Linked DNA regions of Homo sapiens: region 1 is linked to region 2. The links are chromatin loops, found by intact Hi-C in ENCODE. Cell type or tissue: PC-9. All regions are shown on one strand. Links, peaks and the distances in the headings refer to the core of each region. The heading gives the core; the rest is flanking DNA. Region 1 overlaps BMAL2 (basic helix-loop-helix ARNT like 2). Region 2 overlaps PPFIBP1 (PPFIB scaffold protein 1).

Evidence for each region. A loop is a pair of places that touch in the nucleus more often than their neighbours do. Peaks named below come from ENCODE experiments on the same cell type or tissue, not always from the same donor. Only the 100,000 strongest peaks of a DNase experiment are listed, where the experiment ranks them.
Region 1: a loop joins it to region 2, with 14 times the contacts of the local background. A loop is called at or near these places in 2 of 110 quality-filtered maps.

Annotation. Positions count from the first base shown.
Region 1 is chr12:27,340,203-27,348,545 of GRCh38, forward strand. The region is part of intron 1 of BMAL2 (basic helix-loop-helix ARNT like 2); the gene reads left to right. Among named protein-coding and RNA genes, the nearest start is that of BMAL2, 12 kb to the left of the region's middle. In PC-9, for the core only: no CTCF peak of the experiment used is centred there; DNase peaks (open chromatin) are centred at 949, 3,589 and 4,259; H3K4me3 peaks cover 1,786 bases; H3K27ac peaks cover 5,779 bases.
Region 2 is chr12:27,615,585-27,623,927 of GRCh38, forward strand. The region is part of intron 2 of PPFIBP1 (PPFIB scaffold protein 1); the gene reads left to right. Among named protein-coding and RNA genes, the nearest start is that of REP15, 77 kb to the right of the region's middle. In PC-9, for the core only: no CTCF peak of the experiment used is centred there; DNase peaks (open chromatin) are centred at 2,717 and 3,907; H3K27ac peaks cover 962 bases.

The DNA of each region.
Region 1 (8,343 bases), core at 336-8,335, 280 kb before region 2:
TAGGCTGTCTTTTGGGTTTTTATGGTTTTGGATTTTACATTTAAGTCTTTAATCCATCTTGAGTTGGCTTTTGTATATGGCATAAGGAAGGGGTTCAGTTTCAGTCTTTTGCATATTGCTAGCCAGTTATCCCAGCACCATTTATTGAATAGGGAGGGAGTCCTTTCCTGGTTGCTTGTTTTTGTCAGCTTTGTCGAAGATCACATGGTTGTAGGTGTGTGGCCTTGTTTCTGAGCTCTCTATTCTGTTCCAATAGTCTATATGTCTGTTTTTGTACCCCTCCCATGCTTTTTGGTTACTGTTGCTTTGTAGTATAGTTTGAAGTTAGGCAATGGTGATACTTCCAGCTTTGTTCTTTTTGCTTAGGATTGCCTTGGCTATTCGGGCTTTTTTTTTGGTTCCATATGCATTTTAAAGTAGTTTCTTCTGGTTCCGTGAAGAATGTCATTGGTAGTTTGATAGGAATAGTATTGAAACTACAAACTGCTTTGGGTAGTAGATAGTCCATTTTAACAATATTGATTCTTCCTATCCATGAGCATGGAATGTTTTTCCATTTTCTGTGTCATCTCTGATTTCTTTGAGCAGTGTTTTGTCATTCTCATTGTAGAGATTTTTCCCCTCCCTGTTAACTGTATTCCTATGTATTTTATTCTTTTTGTGGTGGTTAAGAATGGGACTGCATGCCTGATTTGGCTCTCAGCTTGACTGTTGTTTATGTATCGGAATGCTAGTGATTTTTGCACATTGATTTTGTATCCTGAGACTTTGCTGAAATTATGCATCGGCTTAAGGTGCTTTTGGCCCGAGACTATAGGGTTTTCTAGATACAGAATCATGTCATCTGCAAAAAGGGATAGTTTGACTTCCTTTCTTCTTACTTGGATGCCCTTATTTCTTCCTCTTGACTGATTGCTCTGGCGAGGACTTCTAATACTATGTTGAGTAAGAGTGGTAAGACAGGACATCCTTGTCTTGTGCCAGTTTTCAAGGGGAATGCTGCCAGCTTTTGCTCATTCAGTATGATGGTATTATGTTGGCTGTGGGTTTGTTGTAGATGGCTCTTATTATTTTGAGGTATGTTCCTTTAATACCTATTTTGTTGAGGGTTTTTAACATCAAAAGGTGTTGAATTTTATCAAAAACCTTTTCTGCATCTGTTGAGATAATCACGTGGTTTTTGTCTGTAGTTCTGTTTATACAATGAATCATATTTATTGATTTGCATATGTTGAACCAAACTTGCTCCCCACGGATAAAGCCTATTTGATCATGGTAGATAAGCTTTTTGACGTGCTGCTGGATTTGGTTAGCGCAGCTACTTATCTCTTTAAATATACTTCACATTCTTCTGAAAAGCATAAGTACTATTTCATTTATTTCCGTGACAGCCTATTGGGAAGCAGGTATCTGCACTTTCCACATTTATTCGGCATAATGACCTATGTTGTTCTACCATCCCCATCACTCTGTGCCCTTGATGTGGGTACGTGCTCCAGATATGCTCGCAGAAAAGAACCTGGAGCACTTACAGACTTTTCCTGTGCAGTTCCATGGGACAAAGCTGAAGACCCTCAGCCTTGACTTCCGATACAAACACTTAATGAAGGTTTTTAAACAATAAGAAATCCGGTGCCCTGTGTCTGAACATACTCCTAATATGAAAAGAGCACTCATGGAAACAGCTAAGTGTGGTGACATCAGGAGATGTCTTGTTTGTTTGTTTTGTTTTTATTTATTTTTTTTATTTTTGAGACAGAATCTCACTCTGTCGCCCAGGCCAAAGTGCAGTGGTGTGATCTCGGCTCACTGCAACCTCCACCTCCTGGGTTCAAGCAATTCTCATGCCTCAGCCTCCCGAATATCTGGGACCACAGGTGTGCACCACCACAGCCAGCTAATTTTGTATTTTTTTAGTAGAGACGTGGTTTCATCATGATGGTCAGGCTGGTCTCGAACTCCAAGCCTCAAGTGATCTGCCCACCTTGGCCTCCCAAAGTACTGGGATTACAGGCATGAGCCACTGCACCCAGCCAGTTGTTCTTATTTTAATTCAGTTACAATGCAGAGGAACTCTGTCTTAGAAGTTACTTGTAAACAGAAACTCTATATATCAAAATACATTGTCTCTTATTTAGAAGCAGAGAATATAGCGAGAATATGTTATTGTGCCAATAGAGTACTTAAGCTATAAGTGTATTTTATAGAAATGCAGATTTTAAGAGATAGATCAGTATACATCTGATCTGTAGATTGAATCTATACCATCCATACAGTAGATGGGATTGAAATTGATTGAATACTTGACAGAGGGCATTATCAATAGATGTTAAAAGGAATAGAAGATTATCCAGACTAATAATTGTTTTGTTAAAGATCTAGAGAAAAGTTTTGATGAAACAGTGAACACAGTTTCCAGCTCTATCTTCTTTCCTTGAACACGTACCAGCTCCCTGGTTGGAGAATTAAATTTTCTCTTTGAGTTTACATGGCACCCAAAGATAGGCTGTGCTTACACTACCATGGAAACAAACAATATTGCATTGTAGGTAGGCCATCTCTTCTGTAACAAGTCACCGAGGCAACCACTCTGACCTAGAAAAGAGAGACTAAATCCAATTCTCCATGCATCATGGTGCTAGTGGCTTCTTTAGGACAATTCTCCTTTTCTTTAGTTTTCAACTTGAAATGCTAGCACTTTTGGCTTATCACTTCCTTTCAACAATAATCATAGCTACCTCTGGGGTATGTGGTCATAAGCAAAACAGCCTGATCTTAGAGGGATGTTCAATTCGCACCTCAAAGTTTAGAAGGCATCCAGAGCAAATTATTTAGCAAAAGGTTTAGAAATAATTTTCTTTCGCTGTTTCTCTAGGAAGCACATGGAAGCAAATTTAGATTGTGATCATCATTGTTTGTAGGGCATATTATGCCGAGATCGTATTAAAGCCATAAATATCACTTTGGGTTTTATTGCTTTTAAAGTCTATATTGTGTTTAAACACTGTATTTAACATCTATACTGTATTTGTAAAACTTTAACATTTGCTTGTTGCAGTGTCCTGCTTCCTTTTTTAAAAAAAGGCTCTTTCCTTTTTTCTAGAATAATCGCCATTCAGTGAAAAGATATACAGATGTATTTATGAACACTGATGCATTTTTTCCCCAAAGTTAAACGGAAGGTGTCTCATCTTGTTGCTACTTGAGTTGTCGGGAATCATGTATCTTTTATAGGCTTTGTGTAGAATTTGGCATATCCAACATGCTTGACTAGTGTGAATCATGATAATGGCCTACATTGTGTCTACTATTTGCTCATAACCTACAGGAATTATATTTTGTTGAGCTGTATTTTCCAGTATATAACAATGATCTCGGTGTAGACCATCCAAATCTAAATACGTTTTTGTGCCTTTGGAAAAACCTGCTGATGTTGAAAATGTTAAACCCTGCATTCTTCTTTTGTATCAGTCAGGCCTAGAACAAGTTAGGGGACTTTTCTGTGTTGATATAGAACTGAAATTCTGATGAACTGTGGTTTCTTGCTTTTGCCCATCCCTGGATTAGGTATAATGCCTATGAAATGCTGGCCTTTTCTGGAATGGTCATAGTCAGGGAAGCATTCTTCAGTGCTTATATCACTCTGATTACATTCTGCATCACAAATGAGTGGTTTCCCTTGACTCCAGTTTCCTTATAGTCATCATGAGTGTTTCTCCTCCCTCTTTGCCCTGTTTCAAAAGCTCAGCTTCTATAATTCTCTTTTTGGTTCTGTTAAATAGTTAAAATTCTTCATCTTTATTGAGTATTTACTATGTGCTAGGTGTTCTAAATGCTTTGCATGGTATAATTCATTAGATCCCCAGCAACTTATGAGGTAGGTACTATTGTTAATCCATGTTTCAGATGAGGAAACTGAGGCATAGAGAATTTAAGTACATTGCCTAAGATTAAGGCGGCAGAACTAGGGCTTGAACCCAGGCAGAGTGGCCTTCAGAGCTTTTAACCTTGCCCTAGATTGCATTCCTTTAGTGTCTGCAAGGCATTTGGATGTGGTTCCATTTCTATGGAGTGCTGATGTCTAAAACTGATCTTCTGGGAGGGAGTGTGGAATACTGGCCTACTTTGACTTTGAGAGCATCTGAGGTCTTTCACCTAATGATTGTGTGATGTTTGGCATGTGTATTAGTCAAGGTTCAACCAGAAGAGCAGAACCAATAGGAGATATATATTAAGAGATTAATTGCAAGGGATTGGTTTATGCAACTGTGGGGCTGGTTAGGCAAGACTGAAACCCACAGAGCAGGTTGTCAGTAAAGGCAGGCTGAACTCCAGCACAGACGGACCCTGCTGTTCACAGGTGGAGTTTCTTTTTCCTCAAGGAAGACTCCGCTCTGCTTTTAAGACTGTTCAACTGATTAAATCAGGCCTACCCAGATTATCTAGGATAATCTCTCTCACTTGAGGTCAACTGATCATGGGCTTTAATCACATCTACAAAATACGTTCACAACAACACCTAGAAAACTGTTTGACACAATAACTGAGGATTGTAGTGTAGCCAAGATGACATAGCAAAGTTGCTTTATTTCTCTGAGCCTTGGTTTTCTCACATGCTAAATGGGGATAGTAAACACCATAGACCTGTGAGGATTGTATAAAATATGTAAAGCATATGGTGCCTGGCGTGTCAGGAATCAGTAAAAGATGATATTATTTGCAGCAGTGGTGGGGATGTCAGCAGCTGCAGCTGTGGTCCCACCTACAGTAGTGACGTCGTCCTCATTTTCATCACTCTCTTGGTCATTCCTGTTCATGGCAGTGGATGGCTTCCTAACTGGTATTTCTGCCTCAAACTCTTTTAATTCATCCCCATTTTTTTCTCAAGGCTATCATGAAAAGCTTAAAAGTGTAGCCCACTACTCTCCAGCTTTGAAAAATGTCTTTTTGAAATCCAGGTACAATATGTTTATAGATTTCCTCAATTGGTGCAAACTGCAACTGCTTCCCCCCAAAAATGCCCCCTGCTCACTTGCTAAAAGGTAGTGCTGGGGAGGGCTGCATTCTGCAGTGGCATTGAAATTCATTCTAGGTGTCTTTCTTTCCTTTTCAGTTTCTGCAGTAATTGAGGATGGGACATGCATGAGAACTGTTTTAAGTTCTGTTTTTTTTATTTTCTTTTATTTAAACTGACATGTAAAACACAGCTGGGCATATTATTTCACCACTCTGAGCCTAAGTTTTCTCAGCTTTAAGATGAGTAAATTGGACAGGATAATTTCTTTTTTTATTATTGTTTATTTTATTGAGACAGGGTTCACTCTTGCCCAGGCTGGAGTACAATAGTATGATCACGGTTCACTGCAGCCTCCACGCCTTGGGCTCAAGTGATTCTCCTGCATCATCCTCTGCCTCTGGAGTGGCTGGTGTCACAGACGCATGCCACCATGCCCAGCTAATTTTTGTACTTTTGTTTTTTTTGTAGAAATGGGATTTTGTCATGTTGCCCAGGCGGGTCTCCAACTCCTGGGCTCAAGCTATCTGCCCATCTGGGCTTTCCAAAAGTGCTGGGATTACAGGCATGACCCACCACACCTGGCTGATAATTTGTTTTGTTCTTTTTCCCCTCTATTAATCTTTTATTGCAAAGTAAGAAAACCAGGTATGTTTTTAGGATTTTCTCCAAATGTTTTTTAGTAATTTTTATCTTTAAGAGCAAGACTAGTTTATTTTTCCATATTGAAGCAAATATTTAAAAGGGAATAATTATAGTTGAATCAAATAATAGATTAAAAAATTAGCCAGAAAACCTTTCACTTTTCTGTTCCATCAGACGAGAGACAATGTGTGAACAAATGAATGAGCTTGGGAACCATTTTAGTCTACTGGACTTGATAACTGTTTTTGTCCTTATTCTTAACTGCTTGTCCGAATCCAACTCATACTAATTTCCCTCCCATGTTTCTGATCTTTCTGTCTTATAAACTTTGATTTACCTTCTTACTTATTCCCACTTTATCTTATCTCCTGAATGTGATGATTAAACCTTTGTTTTGTTTGTTTGTTTGTTTGTTTTGAGGCGGAGTCTCACTCTGTCACCCAGGCTGGAGTGCAGTGGCACAATCTCAGCTCACTGCACCCTCTGCCTCCCAGGTTCAAGCGATTCTCCTGTGTCAGCCTCCTGAGTAGCTGGGACTACAGGTGCGCATGCCACTGTGCCCGGCTAATTTTTGTATTTTTAGTAGAGATGGGGTTTCACCATGTTGGCCAGGCTGGTCTCGAACTCCTGACCTCAGGTGATCCACCCACCTTGGCCTCCCAAAGTGCTAGGATTACAGGCGTGAGCCACCATGCCCGGCCTAAACCTTTGTTTTTAAAGTGTTACTCCCACCCTTTGCCATGATTCTCACTTTTCCTATGTGGCTGTTGTCCACCAATGCTGAAGAAGACATTCTTTTCCCATAGTCTGCTGTCAGACCGTGGCTCCCAGTTGATGTCACAGTTTTTGAAGATATACTTTAAGACTCTTAAAATTCAAAACCATAGGTGTGTAGTTGAGATGGTTCGGATGTTTGCCCCCTCCAAACCTCATGTTGAAGTTTGATCTCCAGTGTTGAAGGTGGGGCCTAATGGGAGGTATTTGGGTCATGGGGTGGATCCTTCATGAATAGGTTAACGTCCTTCCTTGAGGGTAAACGAGTTCTCACTCTAATTGTTTGTTAAAGCTGGTTGCTAAAAAGAGCCTGGTGCACCCTGCCCTCTTGCTTTCACTCTCCCCATGTGATCTCTGCACACTCTGGCTCCCCTTTACCTTCCACCTTGAGTGGATGCAGCCTGAGGCCCTCACCAGAAGCAGATGTCCCATCTTGAACTTTCCCACTATTAGAATCATGAGCCAAATAAACCCTTTTTATTGATAAATTACCTAGTCTCAGATATTCTGTTATAGCAACACTAGGTGGACTAAGTGTAGCTTAGTGCAGTAGTCAAGTACGAGATAAACCCAACATCTTTGGCATTGAATGTCACACAGGGAAGTGATATGGCTATTTTATGTACATCAAAACTTCAAGATTACACGCTGCATTTTCTTCACTAATATGCATAAATGATCTTATTTCTCAATAATTTTGGCCTTCCCCTTCATTTGCCCATACCACCAGAGGCATTCAAAGCCTTTGATTAATACCTGGTAGAACTCCAGGATACACAGGAGGATCTGTTAGATTTTTGAGTTCCATGAAGGATTAGTCTCTTTTGCCACCATCATATCTCCAGCCCTCAGCTCAGCATCTTGTTCACAGTAGGTGCTTGAGGAATATTTACTAATTGATCTGCAGGACATTGTAGGACCACAGCTGACAAGTACCACTCACCAGGTGGCCATCCATATAGGGGAATAGACTAGCTTTTTTTTAAAAAAAATATCCTTTCAACGAGGTTGTACTGCAAACTGGAAAACTGGTTTGAATATATTCTAAGGTTAAAACATAAACATTATTCTTCTGATGTTCACACCCATGCAGTTGGTTTGTGTTTTATCCTGAGTGCCATGCCCTTAGGATCAGCTAGGAAGAACCAACCTTAGTATGTACTGTGCAGGAGATCTAGGACACCTGCCGATTTTAAGGCAACCTTTAGTACACAGTCCAGTATGAGCAATGCAAGCAAATCCACATCTTACCTTAAACATGCTCTAAAATATATGTACTGTTGCATTGAGCAATCCTGGGAGATTCCCTGGCCCATCCTTACTGGTCTGACAGACATGTCATAATCAGGTAACCAGATCCCCTGTGGCTCATTTTAAATGGTGAGGCTAGCACAGCATAATCCCTGGGGCTCTCTGACACCTTGGCATTGTTTACAGTTTTACTCCCAGACTATTTACCCCAATCCAGATTAGTTCAGTTTTCCCACCTGCTAAGTGATTGCCTGAGTCCATTCTAACCATTCATATCTCTTCCCTCGTGTCAACCTTTTACTTTCCCCTATAACTCTGCCTTGGGCTCTCACTTTGCCTATGTTGAATATGGCTATAGTGAATAAATTACCTGCTGTTCTCTCTTTGGCTTTTTTGTTCAACATGATAGCTTGGTTTGAAGATAGTGATGTTCTTGTGGTCACTTTTGCACATGGCATACTTTGGGGAGGCTTAGGGAGGAGATAGATATAATCTGAATCCAGAAATATATTGATAGGGTAGTAGCAAAATTGATAGGGTGATACCAAAGAAGATTAAACTTAACAGAAAAAAAGGTAACATTTATTTTTTTTTAATCTTAATTGACAACATAACAAAGCAGTGCAGATGTGGCTTAACTTACCTAAAGCCACCTTTTA
Region 2 (8,343 bases), core at 53-8,052:
TCCAACTTCACAGTAATAATCTTGGGTTATAGATGTGGAAAAAGGATTACATTTATCTGGTTTAATCTCATTTTACAAACAAGGAAAATGAAGCCTGGAAAATTTGTTTGAGCAATATGCTCTGTAACATCTCATAACTCCCAGTGGTATCATTTTCCACAAAAGAGGCAGAGTAGAGGGAAGAAAATGGTGTCCACAGGGCAGGGTCAGGGACCAGCCACACTCCAATCCCTGCTGGTGACTGCCCTCAGCCATCCTGGTGGCCTCAGCTGAGACCCAAGCCCTCCCCCAAAAGAATTGTCCCAGGATAACTCAGATATCACTAGTCATCTGGCGGATAAAGGCAAAGTTTGCATGAAAGTGGCAATTTGGGGGAGACATTTAAATGTTTCCATGCCTCATTTTCCTCTTCTATAAAAAGGGAATAATAGTATGTTTGTTCTAAATCGCTTGGGTACTTACTAAGCACTTAATAAATATTAGTTGTTATTGTTTTCTTTTTTCCGTTCTCAATTCTTTTCCCTCTCTGCCTTCCTCCCTCCTCTTTTCCCTCCTTTCCTTTTTATACCCCATCTGCATTGTTTTCAAGCATAATACATAGGGCATGAGAGATATTTTTCTTTAAAAATCTGGCTGTTTTTGTGCTTTCTTCCCAAAATTTCCAGAACTCAGTTTTATCAGTATATTTTGAGAACCCCACTGGTGGACATTTAGGTTGTTTGCAGATTTTTTTTTTTTTTTGGTTCTGTTTGAATCCCTCCTCTTCTACTTTGTAGCCCTGTAATCTCTTCAAGAGATGATGATCTTTGATGGCATTTTGGGGGTGATGTTCAGGTGGCAGCCAGATTGGAGGGGACCGTGGAGCAGACTGTGTGACTACTCATTCCAAGGGCATCATTGTGGAGAGTAAGCACTGGATCGTAACACAGGAAGGGTGAGGGAAGTGTCTGGGAGTGTTTTTTGTTTGTTTGGGGCTGGGATTTTTAGATCCAGAAGGTTTTCAACATATTTCTTAGTTTAGCAGAACGAAACAGAGGAATGGAAGAGATTGAAGATGTAAAAGAGTGAAGGAATAATTGTCTGAAAGCTTGGCATGAGATCAAGAATAAAAGGGCGGAGACTCTTCCTGTGATGGAAGGCCAGGGGCCAAGAACAGACAAGCAAGTCTACAAAGGAGCTTTAGATAGAGGGTTCCCCAGGATTGGCTTTGAGATTCTCAGTGTGGGGGGATCTGGAGTAATCTGCTGAGATTAAGTGTTGGAGGAATAGGAACAGGTTAGGGGAGAGTTTTATAGGAATTTTTAGAGACAGCCATTATGAGAAATGTGACAGGGAGGGAACTAATGATGGATAAAAGGATTCTTGAGTAACATTAAGTGCCCAGTCAAGATTAGACAGCAGGCATTTGAAGTGGAGCCAACTCAACTTCCTCTGGCTGTGCTTGGTACAGCTAAATCAAGAGGCAGCAAGATGTTTCATGTGGAAAAATAAATTTTTAACACTCTATTATTCTTTAACGGAGGGCAGGAATTGAAGCATCCTTATATGAAGATAATTCAAAGACATCCAATAGAGGTGGCATAAATACCAAAAATTTGAAAAGTATGTTGTTCCGCAGCCTTGTTTTTAGGCTCAAATAAACACCCCATTAAGTAGAATGTATACCCCGATCACTTAGAATACTCAAGTTTCGAGGTGCCACTTAAAAATAAGGCAGATGCTGTACTTAGCTAGGGAAAAGGTATGTCTCTTGGCAGGTGGGATCCCTTCACCTGGTCCACAAGATGGACTTAATTGGAAGCAAATACAGAATTGGAGACGGTCAATCAAATGGAAGCTCCTCAGTTCCTAGATCAGTTTCTGGTACATGGTAGGTAAATGAGAAATACTTTGTGAATAAAGTACAATTGTCCCTTGGTATCCATGGAGGATTGGTTCTAGGATCTCCTGAGGATCCCAAAAATCCATAGCGGCTCAAGTTCCTTATATGAAATGATGTAGTATTTGCCTATAACCTTCACACATCCTCCCGTATATGTTAAATCATCTCTATATTACTTAGAATACCTACTACAATGCAAATGCTATATAAATAGTTGCTCTACTGTATTTTTAAATTTCTTTTTTTATTTGAATATTTTAAATCTGTGGTTGGTTAAATTCATAGATATGAAATTCATGGATACAGAGGGCTGACTATATATATGTATGTATATGAGTAAATGTATAAATTTATTCATGTCACTTTGGAGCACTAGTCCTATGAGACATAGTAAAATATGGAAAATCCTGACTATATTGATCATTTAGTAGTCCTGCCCACGTCATTCAACATGTAGCTGTGGTAAAAGCAAGTTTTCAAGTTCCTGTCAAGACAACTCAACACATTTACTCTCTTCTGCTTCTCTGCCTCCCTCATTCCCTCTCTCCTGAAAGTTACGGGTTGTCAGAACTTTTATTGAAATGAAAACAAAATCTAAGTTGATTCTCTAAGACATGAAAGAGTCAGAGTCTAACAAGTCCATTAATATTCTATTCTTTCCTATGCAGTACTGCAAAGCATGTTTGGTGATGATAAAGGAATAGTTTTGTTTTGATGGATACAAATAGTTGTTATTTATTTCATGATCACCATGGTAAGTGTAAACCAAAAATAAAATTCCAACCACCTGAATGGACCCCTCCTCTCGGCCAAGGGCATTCCAAAGTTAACCCGAAAAACTAGTTTAGGCCGTGATGGGAAGGGGGAGCCCAACATGACTCATTATTCCCTCTTCCTTTTTGGAATTACTGATAGAATAATCTTTTAAAGTCTGATAAGAAACATTGACAATCTATTCTCTGAAGCTTCCTACCTGGAGGCTTTATCTGCATGATAAAACCTTGGTCTCCACAACCCCTCATCTTAACCCAGACATCCCTTTCTATTGATAGTAAGTCTTTAGATAATAACAACTTTTTCAACCAATTGCCAATCAGAAATTCATTGAATCTACCTATAATCTGGAACTAACCAACCTCCCTCCCCCAAATTGTGCTCCCTTTCTGGACTGAACCAATGTAGATCTTACATGTATCAATTGATGCCTCACGTCTCCCTAAAATGTATAAAAGCAAGTTGTAGCCTGACCACCTTGGGCACATGTTCTCAGGATCTCCTGAGGGCTGTGTCACAGGCTGTTGGTCACTCATGTTTGGCTCAGAATAAATCTCTTCAAAATATTTTACAGAATCTGCCTCTTTTCATTGCCATAGACTTGATAGAGAAATTTTAAGAGTGGGTCTTTAGTCCTTAAAAAGCTCGATCTAGTAGAGACAACATTCCAAGGACCTGGTTAAGTGAGGCTGCTTGCCAGAGATACACTTTTTCCTTAGCCAAGTATAACATCTATTAGAGATAACCAGTGGTTCCATATGGTACTTGGTAACAGAGGCTGAGAGAGAATGGGTGTGGGGAGAGACAAGTGCTATAGGAGTACTTGATGATGCGGTAATCTTCCTTGAGTATTCTGCCATGACATTCAGTTTTTATATACGAGATCCAGGCACAGCCGTCACTGGGTATCCACGGGGAGTTGGTCCCACGACCTCCCACAGATATCAAAATCCAGAGATGCTCAAGTCCCTGATATAAAATGGCATCGAATTTGCCTATAACGTAAGAATATCCTCCTGTATACTTTAAATCATCACTAGATTACTTATAACACCCAATACAATATAAATGCTAGGTAAATCTTTGTTGTGTTGTTTAGGGAATAATGACAAGAAAAAGTCTGTAAATGTTTAGTCACAGACACATTTTTTTTTCAAATATTTTCTATTCATAGTTCTTTGAATCCACTGATGATGCACCCACAGATATGGAGGGCTGGCTGTATTTCATCAAATTTCAGTGTAAAGGATGACAGGGTAATGACTCACCCAGAAGATATTTTTATAGTTCCTCCTGTTTCCTTCCTTTGATGGATGAGGGAAATGCTGTCATACTCAGAAGTTGAGAGTGGGCAGTTAGTTGCCTCAGTAAATGGCCACTCCATCCTCCTATGGCTTAGGCCATAGTCTTGAGTTTGTCCTTTCTCCCAAATGCTATATCCAGTTCTGTTGGCATTTACATCAAAAATATACACAGGGCAATAGAAACGTTGCTGTCTTTGTTAGGGGTATGTTACATAGGTGTATGTATTTGTCAGAACACATCAAACTGTGCAGTAAAGATCTGTGCATTTCACTCTCTAAATTATAACTTAATTCATATGTGTAATGCATCCTAATATGTATAGTAATATACATTTTGTATTCAGAATATATAGCAATATGCGTTTATATATATACATATATATTTACTATATGTGTATTCACACATACATACATTTTATATATATATTTACATATATATACACGCACATATTTACTATGTGTGTATTCACACATACATACATAGCTAGTGTCCCATCACCATCTCTACTGCTCACACCCTGACCCGAGCCACCAATAGAACACCTCTCATCTGAATTGTTGCAGTTGTTTTCTGACTGTTCTTGCTTCTACCTCTGTCACCCCTGCAGTGTGTTCTTAGGAAGGATACTTCTTAAAACAGAAATCAGATCATGTCATTCCTTGGCTCAGAACCCTCCAGTGGCCTTCCATCTCCATGCTCAATTGAAGTCAAAGCCTGGCTGCCATGGAGGCCCCAGATTCCACTACCCCACCACTCCCACCACGCCTTCTGTGCCTCTGGGACCACATTCCCTACTAACCCTCTGGCTCACCAGCTTCCGGCCCACTAACCTCAAACATCAACTACATGAAGCTCTCCCTTCTAGGGGCCTTTGCATTTACTGTTGTTTCTCCCTGGAAGCTCTTCTCAGATATTTCTGTGACTTTCTCCCTTCACTTTCTTCAAGGTTTTAATCAATGTCACTTTATCAGTGGGGCCTTCCATGATTATCTGATCAAAACTTTTAAGTGCCTGCCATTCCCTTTCTGCACAAAGAGCTGGCACGGTATATAATTAAGAGGATGCGCTCTGCTGCCAGACTGTCTGACTTCACATCATTTTCTAGCTGTGTGACTTGGTGCCTCAGTTTGATCACTTTCTGTGCCTCAGTTTGATCACCAATAAAGTGGGGATAAGTATTGTGTCCTTAGGGTTATTGTAAGGATTAATTGAATTGATATATGAAAAGCACTAAAAACAGTGCCCGGTACAGAGTAAGCTAATGTTAATGTTATTCCTCTTGCTTGCTTCGTTATTTTTCCCATAACACTTATCAATCACCTTCTCACCTGCTATATATTTAAACTGTTTATTTTTTGTGGTTTCTTGCCGTTACAATGTATGCGCCATCAGAGCAACAACTTTTTACTTTTTTTCCTCTTCTATTTTCTTTCTTTTTCTTCACTACTGTACCTTCATCACTTAGAATAGTGCCTGATATGCAGTAGGTACTTAATAAATATTGTGTAATCAATGGGTGAATGAGAGAAGAGTCTGTGCACTTTCAGGAGGCTGTAGGATAAGGTAGGTTAGGGAAGGGGCTGGAAACATTTTCTGCAAAGAGCCAGATAGTAAATATTTTAGGCTTCGTGAGTTACAACTACTCAACTTTGCTGTTGTGGCATGAAAGCCACCATAGATGATACGTAAACGAATGAATGTGACTGTGTTCCAAAGAAACTTTATAAAAACAGGCAGTGGGCTAGATTTGACCATAGGTCATAGTTTGCCAACTCCTGGGTTGGGGAATAATTTTTGGCTTTACTTTCCTCCTTCTCATTACTCCTCCCTTCAGCCAGCAATTAGTGCTATTCACTCAGAACTGAAATATGAATAATTTGAAAAGCATTACATTACCCCTTAGTATTTGGCTCAGTATTCGTTAATTGTACAAATTTTCCATATGTCTCTTAATATTGTAATAGGAAATAACAATGTTAAGAATATATTTTGAAGTTTCAGGGCTCTGGTTTTCATTTCTCTTCTCCCACAGCCGAAAACTGGTAATTCTGGCCAGGAGCACGTATGCTATAAAGGAACAAGCAGTGTTGGCATTCCTCTTACTGTATGGCCAAGAGTGTAACTGACACCCAGTTGGAATAGAAACCAACAGAAATTACCTACAAGACAAACTGTTGAGTTTATAAGATTATTTATAAAAACTTATTCCTCCACAAAACTGTTTCCTTGCCCACAGTTTTTACCACTCTTCCCAATCGATTTTATGTGCTCACAAGTTCTTGCAGCTTTTTAATGCAGTGAGTTTTTGACCATGTGACAAACTGAAACTTTAACACAAAATATATAGCTTTTATTGTTGTAATTAAAGCAGACCTGAAATTAGACTCATTTTGCTGATATGATCCATTGTGATTAGACATATAAGCAGTCCAACTACGTGACTGCAACTGATGTGAATTTGACGCAACCAGAAATGGTTTTTGTGTCACCTCTTCTGAACTTAGCAGCCCATCCTTATTGTCGGTGCTAACAGTTTTCCACTTGCCGTTTAATTGTCTTCATCATTTTATATGTGTGGAAAGAGAACAGACCTGGACCATCCTCCCCATTTGTTGGGGTTTTCTTGCTCCCTGTGTTGCACCTTTTTACAGCTGTGGTCCAGGGCTGCAGTTTCCAATCAGAGTGTGATGTAACCTACTCCCAAGACACCTGGCCAGTTTGCCCCCCCAGAGCAGTGCTGCTCAAACCATCTCTTGGGAAAGACCATTTTGTTTTTCCATCATGAATTGATTCATTTTCTAAAATTCAATTTAAAAAGAAAATTGAGTTGCCAGCAGAATTATCACATAATTGGATATCACAGCAAGGCCAAGTTGCGATGTAATTTTTAAAACATTTATTCTCAATTTCTGTACTTACAGTAGACCGGTAACAGTTTGTGCACCAGCTCCAGTCCACAGACCATATTCTAAGCAATGCCACTTCAGTGGTTTTCACTCCAGTGGTTTTCAAACGTTTTTAACCCAGTATAAAGTATGCATTCGTAGGCTGTAAAACACATGAATGTGTAGACACCTGTGCAGACACACACACGCACATACTCTGAAACCACTGGAATGTCAGCCCCCTAAGGGCAGAGCTTCGCTTTTCTTGGTCTTTTTCACTGTTCTGCGTCTAATACCTGGCGCATAGGAGGCCCTCAATCAATATTTGTTGCAGGTATGTGTGTGTGTATGTGTGTGTCTGAATAATCAAATCAAAATTTTCACACGATAATGCTTAACCTTTACTCCTGATGAAATAGCCTTTTGTTGTCTATTTAATAAAAAGAAATACTGATTTTAGTCTAATAATTCTATTTCAGTACATTCTAATTTTAGGAGTCGTGACCCATGGTTTATAAAACATTCCTTTAGAAGGTGCTCATGTATAGGAATTTATTATTCTTTTCTTCTTCACAACTTTGAGTAGCTGTTGCTCACTCCTGTCTTCCTATGGGTATACATATCCCAGAACTGCTTATATCTAGGAAGCAGTCCATGTAGCCTGCATACATTAGGTTGGTAGGCCTGTGAAGGAAAATAGAGATAGATGAGTCTCCAGGTTTTAAAGAGTTAAAAAGAAGGGAAGAATGAGGTTAGAGTTAGAGTGGGTAGAGCAATAACAAGTTGAAACAGACCCGCTGATACTCCTCCATAATACTGGGGACTAAGTTTGCAAACTCTTAGGAATAATGTCATTCCAAAATAGTACAATGAATTTGATTCGCCTACATCTCAAAGAGCATGAAATTTCAGTTTTTAAGATTGTGGATAGCAAGGCTAATAATAATGATCGCATTTATCTAAATGTATCTTAAAATTTAAGGTCATGGCTCGGTGCAGTGTCTCACATCTGTAACCCCAGCACTTTGGGAAGCCAAGGGGGAAAGGATTGCTTGAGCTCAGGAGTGTGAGACCAGCCTGAGCTATATAGCGAGACCTGGCCTCTACTAAAAATAAAAATTTTAAAAATCAGCTGAGTATGGTCGCACCCACCTGTGGTCCCAGCTAGTGGGGAGGCTGAGGTGGGAGGATCACTTGAGCCCAGAAGGTCAAGGCTGCAGTGAGCCGCGATCATGCCACTGCACTCCATCCTGTGTGACAGAGCCAAGACCTTGTCTCAAAAAAAACAAAACAAACAAAAAAACAAGTAAAGGTCAAGATGTAGTTTTCTGGCTTATGCAGCTAAGAGGAAGGTGATATTATCAGCCAAAACAGGGCATATGGGAGCCAGGATACTTAAGACATCAGAGTGTGTGTGTGTTTGCGGAGCCACTGAGTCATAGCTGCACACAGCAAGCATTTGGTGTCCACCACACTAGAAGATGCGGAGCAGATAGC